2 separate regions of the Mus musculus genome follow, and region 1 is linked to region 2. The links are chromatin contacts, found by Hi-C in ENCODE. All regions are on one chromosome and are shown on one strand. Each heading gives the region's core, a stretch centred on a gene start or an enhancer-like site at or near the end of the contact. The rest is flanking DNA. Distances are from core to core; before and after follow the strand shown.

Region 1 (6,002 bases), core at 1,834-4,333, 620 kb before region 2:
CCCTGACACAGGAAGATGGTCAACTCAAGCACAGCCTGAGCCTCAAAACAAAAAGTAAGAAATGTGGGAGGGTCTGGTCTGATTCCCAGTATCACAAAAAGATAAAATAGAGGCAGAGGCAGGTGGATTTCTGAGTTCAAGGACAGCCTGGTCTACAAAGTGAGTTGCAGGACAGCCAGGGCTATACAGAGAAACCCTGTCTCGAGAAACAAACAAACAAACAAACAAACAAACGAAAAAAAGAAAAGATAAAACAGAATGAATGAATGAAATAACAAAGTGAAGATAGCATTACACCAGTGGGTTGCTGGTGGGGGAAATCACTGCTACATTGATCTAAAAAAGAGTTGGGCTATTGCCCTGAAACCCATCTTGTTTGGCTTCCTGTCCTACTTAATGCTTTGGAATATTTTTTTTGAAGAGCCTCTCTTAAAGTATGATTTAAGGCTTACCACGGGATGAGTTGACTTTTTAAAATTGAAGTATAATTTTTGGACAGTAAGATGTATTTGCTCTAAGTGTCCTGTGTAATCACCACACAATCTGGTTTTAAAAGTCATCACCTCAGACTGACCCTCTGTCCCTTGTGGCTGGTCCCCAATCCTAGGCTCATCTCTGGTCTCAGGCAATGGGCCATCTTTCTGTCTCTGTGGATTTGCCTATTCTGTAACACCATTTTCATACAGAGCTGGCTGGCCTTGAAATCACAATGCCCCTGCCTCTGCTTCCTGATACCGGGTGTGTGCCACCAAGCCTGGCTAGGTTTGCATCTTAACAGGTTATGATAAGTGGAATCAAGTGACACTCAGTCCTCTGTGTACAGCGTCTTTCAGCCAGTGTGGTCTATGCATTCTGTATGAGATCTGTTCCTTTTGGTTTGTGGATAATAATCTACTCACATACATTGCATTTCCATGCACTGTTGACCATGGGTTCTGGGCTGTAGCTATTATGTACAAAGCATGTATATTCGTGTAGGTGGTTTTACATACATGTATTTAGTTATCTCAGTTGAATCCTTGTTGTGGACTGGATCTAATGCTATTTGTGTTAATTCAGTTTCCCAAATCACATGGGAACCTGTACGTCTGTCTGTAAGACTCTGAGGGTCCTTGCCCACAGTTGGCTGTAATTGGTAAATAAAGTTGCCAGTGGCCAGTGGCTGGACAGGGAGACAGAGGGGGGAACCTTAGATTTTCCCGGCAAGGGAACCATGGGGAAGCAGGAAAGTCATGCCTAAGAGCTGCAGGAGACGAAGTGTACAGCCATGTAAGCATCTGGGTAGTGACCCAGCTCCTGGCTGCTTAGGGCATATTAAAAATGAGGCTGTGTGTGTGTGTGTGTGTGTGTGTCTTTCATTCGTGAATCTAAAACATTTGGGCAGTGTCTTAGTCAGGGTTTCTATTCCTGCACAAACATCATGACCAAGAAGCAAATTGGGGAGGAAAGGGTTTATTCAGCTTACACTTCCATACTGCTGTTCATCACCAAGGAAGTCAGGACTGGAACTCAAGCAGGTCAGAAAGCAGGAGATGATGCAGAGGCCATGGAGGGATGTTACTTACTGGCTTGCTTCCCCTGGCTTGCTCAGCCTGCTCTCTTATAGAACCAAGACTACCAGCCCAGAGATGGTCCCACCCACAAGGGGCCTTTCCCCCTTGATCACTAATTGAGAAAATGCCTTACAGTTGGATCTCATGGAGGCATTTCCTCAACTGAAGCTCCTTTCTCGGTGATAACTCCAGGTGTGTCAAGTTGACACAAAACTAGCCAGTACAGGCAGGTATCGAGGAGTGCGCTGTGCGAGCACCCGCAGTGGAGTTTAGATCGAATGAACCTTCTAATGGCTTCAATCCCTGGCAGCTACTCCTGGGAACACAGTGCCGAGTGATCCGGTTATGTATGCTCAGTTTTAAAAGAAATTGCCAAGCTACTTTCCAGGTTGGGTATGCCATAGAGTCCCTCCAACAGTGTGTGCGGACTGGGCTTCTCCAAGTCATCAAAAAAGCAAAATAAACAAACAACAACAAACAAACAAGAAACTGCTTGCCCCTGTCACTTTGACTGTAGCTGCCCAGCAGGTGTGAAATCTGTTCTTCGTTGCTGTTGTTTGTTTGTTTGTTGCATGTCTACGGGCTAGTCTTTTTGATGTGTTCCTTGTCTTCTCTGCTACCCTATCTAAGAATTTGCCAGCAATATTTTAAAGCTCAGGAGATGGCAGATAAAACTCCCTGGGGATGGAAATGGGGTTTGTCTTGTTCATTAGCCACTTAATTCTAAGAACTCACTACTGAGTGGGAAGCAACACATTACCTCAGTGCTGCTGCTTTTTTAAAAAAGCTACAAACTCAATACCTCAAAACAGCACACATTTATTCTTTTAAAGTTCTTGACACCAGAGTTTGGAATTTCATTGGGTCCAAATCAGTCAGGGGAGACTCTGGGCACTGTAGAGGGAATCTGTTCTCTCCTGACTCTCTCCTTCTCTCCTCAGGTCCTCCTGCAAGATGGCTTGCCTTCTGTTCTGTAGTGAAATAAATATTCCTTTACCTCACTTCCCCTTTGGTGATATACCTGATTACATGTAGAATCTACCTAAATAATCGAGGGTAACACACTCTAGGTTTCTTTTGCCATTTAAAGAAACTTCCTGGGATTAGGCCGTGAATATCTCTGGGGTATTTCAGCTGACTACCCCAGAGATAGGTCAGCAATCTGTCTGCATGAGGAGGCCTCTGAGGTTTAGGTTTGGAGTTGGTTGGTTCGGACAACGGTTCCTGTTGAGGGGTCTTCTGGAGGCTCAGGTAGGTCCTAGAGGCATGCTGATTTGGGCTCCATAGCCCTTACGGCTCCTCTCACTCTTTTTCCTAGAAACAAGAGGAGCGGACAGCACTTGGGCAGCCACCGGGTGGTGGAGGGGCCTCTGATGGTGCCCAACATCCTGGCCCTAGTCTTCTACCACCCACGCTTACTACACAGCAACCCCTTTCCCATCCCCATCTCCTTACCCTTACCCTTACACTTGCCGCCCCTTGGGAGTCGGCCACGCTGCAATCTCTCAGGTGGCCAGCAGGGGTCAGCATCCCCGCGCAGAGGGTCTCGAGGCTGCGATGGGTGGAGCAGGGCTCGGTGGTGTCCTCCTGCCACCTCTGGTACAGGTCCTGAGTACAGCCAATGTGTCTCCACTGCTTACCCGCTCTCTTCTCTTCGCTTTCCACCTACGAGAAGGCGGCTCCCTCGGGGTCAGCTTGGAGGAAGCTAGCCTCCACAGAAGAGCCGGGAAGGAGGACCAGAGGCACCGGAAGCCCAGAGGCCTTCCTGAGAGCAGGAAGCTGTTAGATTTAGAATGAATTTTCTCCCAAGTGTCTCAGATTGTTGGCCAAAGTTACTCTGATTCTAACGTCCCGTGGTTCCTCGTCCAGCTGGTGGGTTTGGGTGGAGCCTGGTGGAATGCTTGGGCCAGTGCCTCGGGTCTGCAGTAAGAGAGCCTGGCAAAGCCAGGCATTAAAACCTCAGCCCAATTACGTTCTTTTCCACTTGTGTCCTTCCTAATTAAAGGAGGCCCTCTTGATGCCAGCATGGAATGCTGCAGACAAGGAGAAACTAAATTCTGGTCTCGAACTCAACAGCCTGTCTTTAAAGCAGATTCATTATTCACGATGAATAAAAAGTAGCTATAAACACTTGTGTATGGTGGTATGGATATACATTTCCGTAGTTGGGAATGTCATGTGTTTTTCTTGCTTGTAGAATTTCTGATTGAAAATCTTTAAGATAGTTGGAAAACAACACAGGTATCGTGGACTGAGTGGTTGTTTTGTATCAGGCAGAATATGTGTCTGAAAGGGGCGGGAGGGTCTTCCGGTCCACCCTGACTTTGGGAAGCTGCAGCATACTAGCTCTGTAGGGCATTCGGTGCTGCAGCAAAGACAGCCCTGAGAGAGACCCTTGGTGGATGGCCCTTTACTGTATGCCTGAAATCTGCATCAGCTTGGTCTAGGAGGCTTGTCTCTTTGGAATTTCTTTGTGGTGACATGGTCAAATCAAAGACATGCAGAGCCAGGCCCCGTCTTAGCTGTCCTGGGTTGCATCTAACTGAGTCCCCCATTTCCCTGACCATGTTTCCTGACTACCTCAGTCTATGGAATGTTGACTTTGTTCTTCAGCTCATTTTCTTCACCTTTACAAGAGATGTTTGTAACAGAGTAAAGCGGGGCTAACTAACACTTTCTAGTACCTCAAACAATTGCCACACTGCCAGATATACTTGTTTCACAGGATCATCTGCAATGCTAAATTTCCTTTTTATGTCATCCGTGGAAGCTCCTAACCAAAGGGGGATGGAGAATACTCACGAGTCTGAGTGATGTTGCATGTCATTGTGTGGTCTCACTATAAGCACTTCTGAGGGCTAAGCTTTCTCAGGTCCTGATGAAATAGCTCTCTAAGACAAACAAAGCAACAAAACAACTCATAGAGCCAAAATACTAACAATCAGCAACAACAGGCTCGATATTGTTAAGGTAAGTTACTGAATGCTGACATTCACAACAGAACATAGACAAGTATCTGTAATTAACCAGGTCAAAAAAAAAAAAAAAAAAAAAAAACCTGTTTACTTTCGCCTCAGGAAAGACTTTATTTATTTATTTATTTGTTTGTTTATTTGTTTATTTATTTATGTGCACCAGGCTAGGAATAGCATTTACTGCCCTGGAATGTTCTCATTCAATTCTCATGACACACGCGTGTAGAAATGATTGGTGTATACATATTATACGTGATGAGCAGATGAGCTTCTTCCCCCCCCCCCCCCCCCCCCCGAGACAGGGTTTCTCTGTGTAGCCCTAGCTGTCCTGGAACTCACTTTGTAGACCAGGCTGGCCTCGAACTCAGAAACCTGCCTGCCTCTGCCTCCCGAGTGCTGGGATTAAAGGCATGGCCACCACTGCCTGGTTCAGATGAGCTTTTGTTTTCTTTGCTTGCTATAATTGAGATGAGCTATTGATAGGGAGTCCACGCACAGCCACCAGTGAGGGTGGCTGCTGAGTTTTGGTCTCTCAGTCATCCAGCTTCTTGGTTCTTTCTGTCGCAGTGTTTCCACATTTTGTCCAAATGTTTGAGAGTCATCCATCACCTTTATCCACTAACCCTCTCTCTTTCTATAATACTAAAGAGTTCACCATTATGTTTCCTTTCCTGGAGGATCCTGGGCTTCTCACCTGAACAGGGGACGGCACTGTATCTTCTTTTATTTTTATTCACCTTGCTTCTAAAACGTTGCTTGGAGTCCATCAGATGGTCCAGTGACAGGTACTGTGGACCTGAAGGTTGCCATTCCACAGTGCTATCCTGAGGTCAAGTCCTGTTAGTGTGGGCTGCTGCTGATCCACTTCAGGACCAATGGTTCTAAGTAGCACCATTAGCATCAAAGCCTGAGGCCCTATGACTTCTCCCTAGTAGAAAAGCCTGTCACGCGGGTGTAGAATAGATCTCTCCTGCACTCCTGTTCTTCTATGTATCAAGGTCCCTCATTAGCACTCTCTTTGGTGAGATATACGAATCCCTCTAGGGACTCTTTCTTAAGTCACACTTCCTTAATGACTACCAACTGTGCGCACAATTATTGTGGTATTGTCTATCTTTCTGGAAAAATTTTCTCCCCTGATCACCAAATAATAGTCTCATTATATTTGCTATATAATAGAAGATTCTCACTCAATTTGAAGATTAGGGAAAAAGTGGAATCAGTAAGAATTCCTAACTGCAGTAAGAATTGTTACTACTTATGCTTCATCTTTGGTGTGCCTTTAGAAATCATCCAATACCAATCTGTGAATAATTTAATATTGCTGGAAAATAATATTGTGGTGTGTTGTTTACAGAATAATTAATGGCCTCTACCAGTCAGCAATGTAGAATATTGGTGGTTTATATAAAGCAGTAAGTCAATTTTTAGACCTTTTGGACTGGATATATTGTCTCATATATGTCTTATAGTT
Region 2 (5,913 bases), core at 2,941-5,440:
ACTTTCTTACCTTAAACCCTGCTGCAATTTATTTCCTTGCAATGAAAACTTGAGTGGAAGTTTGTGTGTCTTTCCATTGTGAAGACTTTCCATGTGGAATCCAGCCCAGGACACCGGACTGTATTTGGAGCTGACACTGATCCAGAGGAGCTCTGCTCTCACAGAATGCAAATTGCAAAGTCATTAGTCACATTCTTAAGGAGTGTAAACTGTCCTCTGGAAAGAGTCATCTCTCTGAAAGAGTCCAGGAAATGTATAGCTCCACACCACTGGGGGGGAATGCATCGTGATGAATTTTCCGGGTCCTATGTAGGAGAATTTCTTCCCACCATAACCAGCAAGTCTGTAGGTACTGAAAAGAAAGGGAGTGGGCTACGGTTGGGGGAGGGGTTGTGCGGATATGTGCATTTGAGATGGAAGAAAGAGAATTGTAGCAATTTCTATGCCACCGGTAAAAATGGGCTCTTCTATATTGGGAGTCCGAACAAAGAAAGCTCCTTCAACAAGTCCGGAAACTTACTTACGGGAAACACTGGCATCTTCTTTAGCCACATCTCTCTGTTTATTCACTCTCTCTCTCTCTCTCTCTCTCTCTCTCTCTCTCTCTCTCTCTCTCTCTCTCTCTCACACACACACACACACACACACACACACACACACACACACACACACACTTTACTCGAAAAGTATACTGCCATTTCCACTTACTCGTATTTCAAAATAGTAAAAACTTACTACAATTCCCTAATAGCAAAGAATTTTCTTTTTCTTTCTGATGAAAAGCTATTGGAACTAAATGAAATCGAGTCTTTGTCCTCTTTATGAGAGCAGATCAGCAAGTTGCTACTCTCTGGGGAAAATTAAGAATCCAACCCATCCCAGGTAGGAAATTCACCGCCTGGCCCCGGAGCACCCTGGGGATCGGTTTAGGGTGGATTGGAGAAACCTTCCCTTTTCCAGGGGCCTCTCAGAAAGGCGCTTTCCCTTTCTCCCAGGCCCGCCCCAGACCTTCCAGGTGGCCAAACTCCCCTAGCTTTGCTAGTGATTGGGGGCCCCTCCTGCTTGGTTCCCAGCCTCGTGGGGTTTCCCTCTGCAGCGCCCGAACGCCCCTCAGCGGCGGTGGAGCGTGGCCCGGGTTTGGGCCGCAGCCTAGGAGTCGCGTTACTGCAGCTCAGCACAGTGCCTGGAGTCCCGCTCCTTAGGGCAAGCAAGAACCCAGCCGGCCAGCGGACAGAAACCTAGAAAGCCCACTCAGTGTGGAGAGACAAAGGATCAGGGCCGCCGGGTGTGGGGGTGGGGGGAGGATGGAGGAGTTTGTGGAGGGCGGGTGCAGAACTTTCTCCTGGCCAGGGGTCCAAGCCCCTTCCAGTCCCAAGTGTTTCTAGAGTCATGCCTCTACAGTGTGTGTGAGATTACTTAGATGCTGCACCCAGCTGGCCGATGGGCCTTAAACTGAGCCACCACCACCCACTTCTCCAACACTGGCCCTACTGTGCCCTGGATGCACAAGTATCCTTTGAGAGAACTGTCGAAGCTTCTGGACCAGTACCCCCGACCCGTACCTTTGCCTAGCAAAGGCTGCCTCAGTCTTCTGAGCTGAATTCAAGAAACTTCTCTCTCTCTCTCTCTCTCTCTCTCTCTCTCTCTCTCTCTCTCTCTCTCTCTCTCTCTCTCTCTCTCTCCTCCCCTCCCCCCACCCCCTCTGCTGCTTCTTTCTCCTTAATCCCAAGGTTTTACAGGATGAGCATTAAGAAAATTCGCCTCCAATTTGGGATTAGATAAATACTCTCGTGGCGCAGCGGGGCGGGGCGGGGGGTGGTGGCGGTAGGGTCCTTGCCACTCGATTCCTCCCATTTCCCTGAAAATGAAGGGAGACAGCATCAAGAAGCCACAGCGACCGACTCCCTCGCAGTGGGCCTTAGGGACCTCGCCGGCACATTCCTATGCGTACAGCCGCCCCACTTCTTCAAGCCTGACCCAGGCGAAGTTCTAAGACTGCCAACGAACCCGCCCCAAAGAGGCCAGAGTAGCAGAGTTTTCTAGCCAGGACGGGCGCCCCGGGCCTCAGAGGGCCAACCCAGGCTCACAGCCTGGAGACCCAGACAGGGATGCCTTCAGTTCACTCCCCAGGACGTCAACATTTTCGTGCCCGCCAAACTAGTGCACCCTAGCCTGCGCCTTTCCCTGGAAAAGGGGGCAGGAGTATATTTCGTTTCTTTCTTTAAACTCAGGAAAGTCCCGGTGGCTGAGACTGATCGTCTGTCTGCCTTGGGGTCTACTTCTGGTAGGGACCTGAGAGCCTAAGGTGTGTGCTCACTCCGGCCAGCGCTGTGCTCTGCGCTGTTTCTTTTCTGCCTGCAGGTTTATCTCTCTCACTCTCATTTCCCCCCTTTCCCCGCGTTCTTTTATTCTGCTTTCTCTTTCTCTCGCTTTTGTGAATGGGCCGCGGTGTCTTTGTTCTGGAGAGAAGCGCCCGTGTCGCTGACTTTTGTGAACCAGAGAAGGATCTTGTAAAACCTCCTTTTCTCCTCCGTAGTCCCCTCTCACACCCCTCCTTCCCTGCCCCTTTGATTAGATGTTCCCTCATCGTTCAAAAAAAAAAATGTAATTTCGTTAGTCTGGCGGCCACTTTCTTTGAACATTAGCTCGCTTTCAGCTCCAACTTCAATTAGAAGGAGTTGATTTTGAGAGACCAACAAAAGAACCGACCAAAGCCTTATTAAAGGTCCTAAGAAGATCTCTCGGTCCTTTGAGAAGCAGTTAAGGAAACAGTGTGCCCTCCGTCATATTCTGTTACCGTATTTTATTCGGACTCCAAAGAAAAGTGTCGCGTGGGGGAGGGGAGAAGCACTTTGATGAGCGGCAGTCGCGGCCCTTTTCACTCAGCGGGCTCCCCCCTTCCTTCTGGTCGCCCCGCACCCGGTCAGCGACCACAGCGGACCGCGCGGCCTGGGCATCGCGGTGCTCCGCTCTACCTTGCTCTCGGCGGCTGCCGAACTCACCCACGCACATACTGTGGTTCAAACTTTTCGCCCGCCTGTTGGGGTGAGAACGGCAGAAGATGAGGAAAAAGAACTAGGAAAGAGTGTAAGTGTGGTCCCTAGTATTCAGTAGGAGATGCCATGTAAAAATATTGCCTTGTTCGGGGTTGGGCCGAAAATACTCTTCCCTCTCGCTTTGAAAAGTACACACAAGAAGACGATCTCAGCAAGTTTATTCGGCTGGAAACTGGGGTCTGCCAGTAAGAACAATCCGGGGAAATTGTTTCGAGGAGGCTCCTCCAGTAAGGTGTAGAAAATGAAGTGAGAGGGATCGGGGTGTGTAGCCACATTTTCCACCAGACTGTTCGTTGTAGGTGGAGATCTGGAAAGACTGACAGATTGTGAAAAAGAAAGTTTTCTATCAAATCCATGAGAGAGAGAGAGAGAGAGAGAGAGAGAGAGAGAGAGAGAGAGAGAGAGAGAGAGAGAATGTAAGGAGATTTGAGTTCCAACGGTTCCGAAGAAGCTTTTAGGACTTGCGAACACCTTTGGTGAGACTGCCTGGGAGCCCCTGGAAACGCTGTGCAGCTGGGAATTGGCGGCGCCTCCCCTGCCGGTGCTCTTTCTGGGCGCAAGAGTCCCGGGTCGCCGCAGGGCGCCCTGCGCGCCGAGAGCTGCACCCCCACTCCCGGCTCCGCTCAGCAGCCCGCGCCGGCGGCGACCGCTGGTTGTGGGGGAGCGGAGGAGGAGTTGCTGGGGCCCCAGGGAGCATCAAGGAGTGCCAGGGGCCAGCACGCCCCGAGTCCTCGGCCTGGGAAGCCTGGCTCCCACAGTGCGGCAGAGCCTGGCGGCGCGCGCGCGCGAGCAGGAACCGGTTATCCAGCAGCTTGACGCCACTCCTCCGGAGCGCGGCCCGGGCAAGGGGAGGGCGGGGGCCCTCGGGCGAGCCTTGGGACCCGGGGCCCCCTCTGTGCCAGCAACTCCGGCGCAGCCTTCGCCCTCCTCAACTCGTTCTGAGCGGAATTTGCCAACCTAGACCCAGAGTTAGCGCGCGACCGGGGCGGGGCCGGCGCGCGGGGAGGGAGGAGGTGGGGGCGAGGGAGGGCGGGGGCGCGCGGAGGTAACCCGGGCTCGCCATTGCCCAGCTCCCTGTCACTCAGTCCGCTCTAGGCCCCCTATTGGAGGCCGAGCCCCGTTACGCACTCGCCTCGCGTTCACATACCCGGGGAGGGCAGTAGAAAGGTGATCAATCTTCATCAGGCTACATTTCCAATCACCTAAACAACCGAGCAAGACAAGCCACTCCGACAAGGTAAATTGCTTGATTTATTTAGTTTGCCAAGTGACTATGCAGGATTTCTCCAGTCCCTACCGCCTCCGGCTTGCTCCGAGAGAGTGCAGCTGCCAGCGCAAGCCACCTCCTAACTCTGTCCCTCGAACACCCCCTACTCACCCACCCCACCCCCCGGGTCCCGGGCGAGGCCAGGTCTTGAGAGGAAAAGCATGTGGGACTTTGCAACAAAGTGTTTGAGCAATAAAGTGAAACCTGGAGGTACACGCACAGAGCTCCTAGAAAAAATGCAGGAGACGGGAAGAGGGAAGTTGAGGGAAGAGGAAAGCCTAGGGTCCCGCCGTCTCCGGGGTAATACCTGTGCGCCTCCGTTTTGCAGGTTGGCTGCCGGCGAGTCTCGGTGAAGGCGAGAGGTAGATGGTGAAAAGCCGCGACTGCGGAGGGCAGGTAAGGAGGGAGTCGCCGGGCCGCGCGCCACCCCGGGACGATGGTGGCCCCTCTCGTCTCCCCGTCCTCTAATCGACCCCCGCTACCTCTGTCCGGGGCAGGTGGGCGGGGTTGGAGTGAGAGGCCGGGCGCCCCTTGGCTGCCCTGGGGACCCCAGGCCGCTCGGGAGCCGGCCGCCCCCTCCCCCGCCTCCTCCGAAGCTGCGGAACTGGGCTGCTAAGTTAGACGAAAGTACTCGAAAACTCACACCGCAGCCGGGCTTAGCCGCGGAGGCTGCAGGCCTGTGGCCCTTCGGCCCAAGCTCTTTGAATCCTTCCTTTCCGCCTTATGTGCTCGCTGACCTCCCCCCACCCCCTTAGTCTAGGCTGAGGGTCCCCCAGGGCTGAGGCGGGGAAAGGAGTTGGGATGGGGGAGCTGCTTTAGTTTTACCTCCCTTTCTCCCCGGAATCTCCTACCCTTGGGTCCTGGGATGTAGCTTCAAGCCCCCCGCCGGTCCCAGTCATACTCCCAGAACCCCTTCTTTTGCTGGAGCAGAGCTGCGTGGGCTCAGAGTGTCTGCGCCGAGCCTCGCCCTCCCGGTCGGCTGTGCGTGAGCTTTACAACCTGAGGCCTAGTTCCTTGCTCTCCATCGGGTTCATATAGGACGGCCGATGCGACGCGACCTGGCACGCTAGGCCTTCCAAAATCCCTAGAATGTTTGGGGCGCTGGGTTGGCCATCAAATTCTGGTGGGACTCGGTGTGCTTAGCAGACTTGGTAGAAAGAAGGCCCGCCTGTGCGAGCAAAGGAAGAGGGGTGACCGCCTCGGAGGTACCCCTGACCTTGGGCGGCATCCTGAAACTGCCACTTCTACTGTGGTGCCTTTGGCGTCTTCTTGCCGCCTTAGCCTGGCCTGGGCCGCATCTACCCTGGAGGTGCGGTGGGATTCCTGTTCAGCTATCTCTTAGTGCTAGGGGCCCAGAGAGGTCAACTAGAAAGGTGATTGCAGGCTCTGGGGTAGGAGGCAGCGCTGGAGATCTTTGAAGAAATGATGTGGCCAGTGAGCCTTGGCGACCCAAGGTGTATTCACCTTGGGCCTCTGTATTACTTGCCATTTTGTCCCTCTTTCAAAAATATTTCAAACTAAACGAAATAACCCGGTATCTCTGTGCGGCCTGCCCTCCCGGCGCCAAATGAACATTTGCTTGAGCAAATT

The links. A loop is a pair of places that touch in the nucleus more often than their neighbours do.
Region 1: a loop to region 2 is called in a map of left cerebral cortex, with 3 times the contacts of the local background. The contact joins the enhancer-like site here to the promoter of Otx1 in region 2. A Hi-C loop is called at or near these places in 2 of 37 maps with a recorded cell type or tissue (gastrocnemius and left cerebral cortex).

The regions. Positions count from the first base shown.
Region 1 is chr11:22,614,843-22,620,844 of GRCm38, reverse strand. Gm12052 (predicted gene 12052) reads right to left here. Exons shown (of 5, transcript NR_166746.1): 3 at 4,356-4,444; 4 at 3,015-3,488; 5 at 2,353-2,524. Among named protein-coding and RNA genes, the nearest start is that of Gm12052, 6.1 kb to the right of the region's middle. Within about 2 kb of position 3,083, at least 3 of the 3 ENCODE cell types and tissues checked have a DNase peak (open chromatin) inside an H3K27ac peak, as active enhancers do; they include gastrocnemius and left cerebral cortex, where a contact is called at or near this core.
Region 2 is chr11:21,999,928-22,005,840 of GRCm38, reverse strand. Otx1 (orthodenticle homeobox 1) reads left to right here and starts at 4,190. Exons shown (of 5, transcript NM_011023.3): 1 at 4,190-4,293; 2 at 4,652-4,719. It overlaps Gm32517 (a long non-coding RNA gene), which reads right to left. Exons shown (of 3, transcript XR_003949861.1): 3 at 5,257-5,407. Ehbp1 (EH domain binding protein 1) reads left to right here. Exons shown (of 25, transcript NM_153078.4): 25 at 1-16.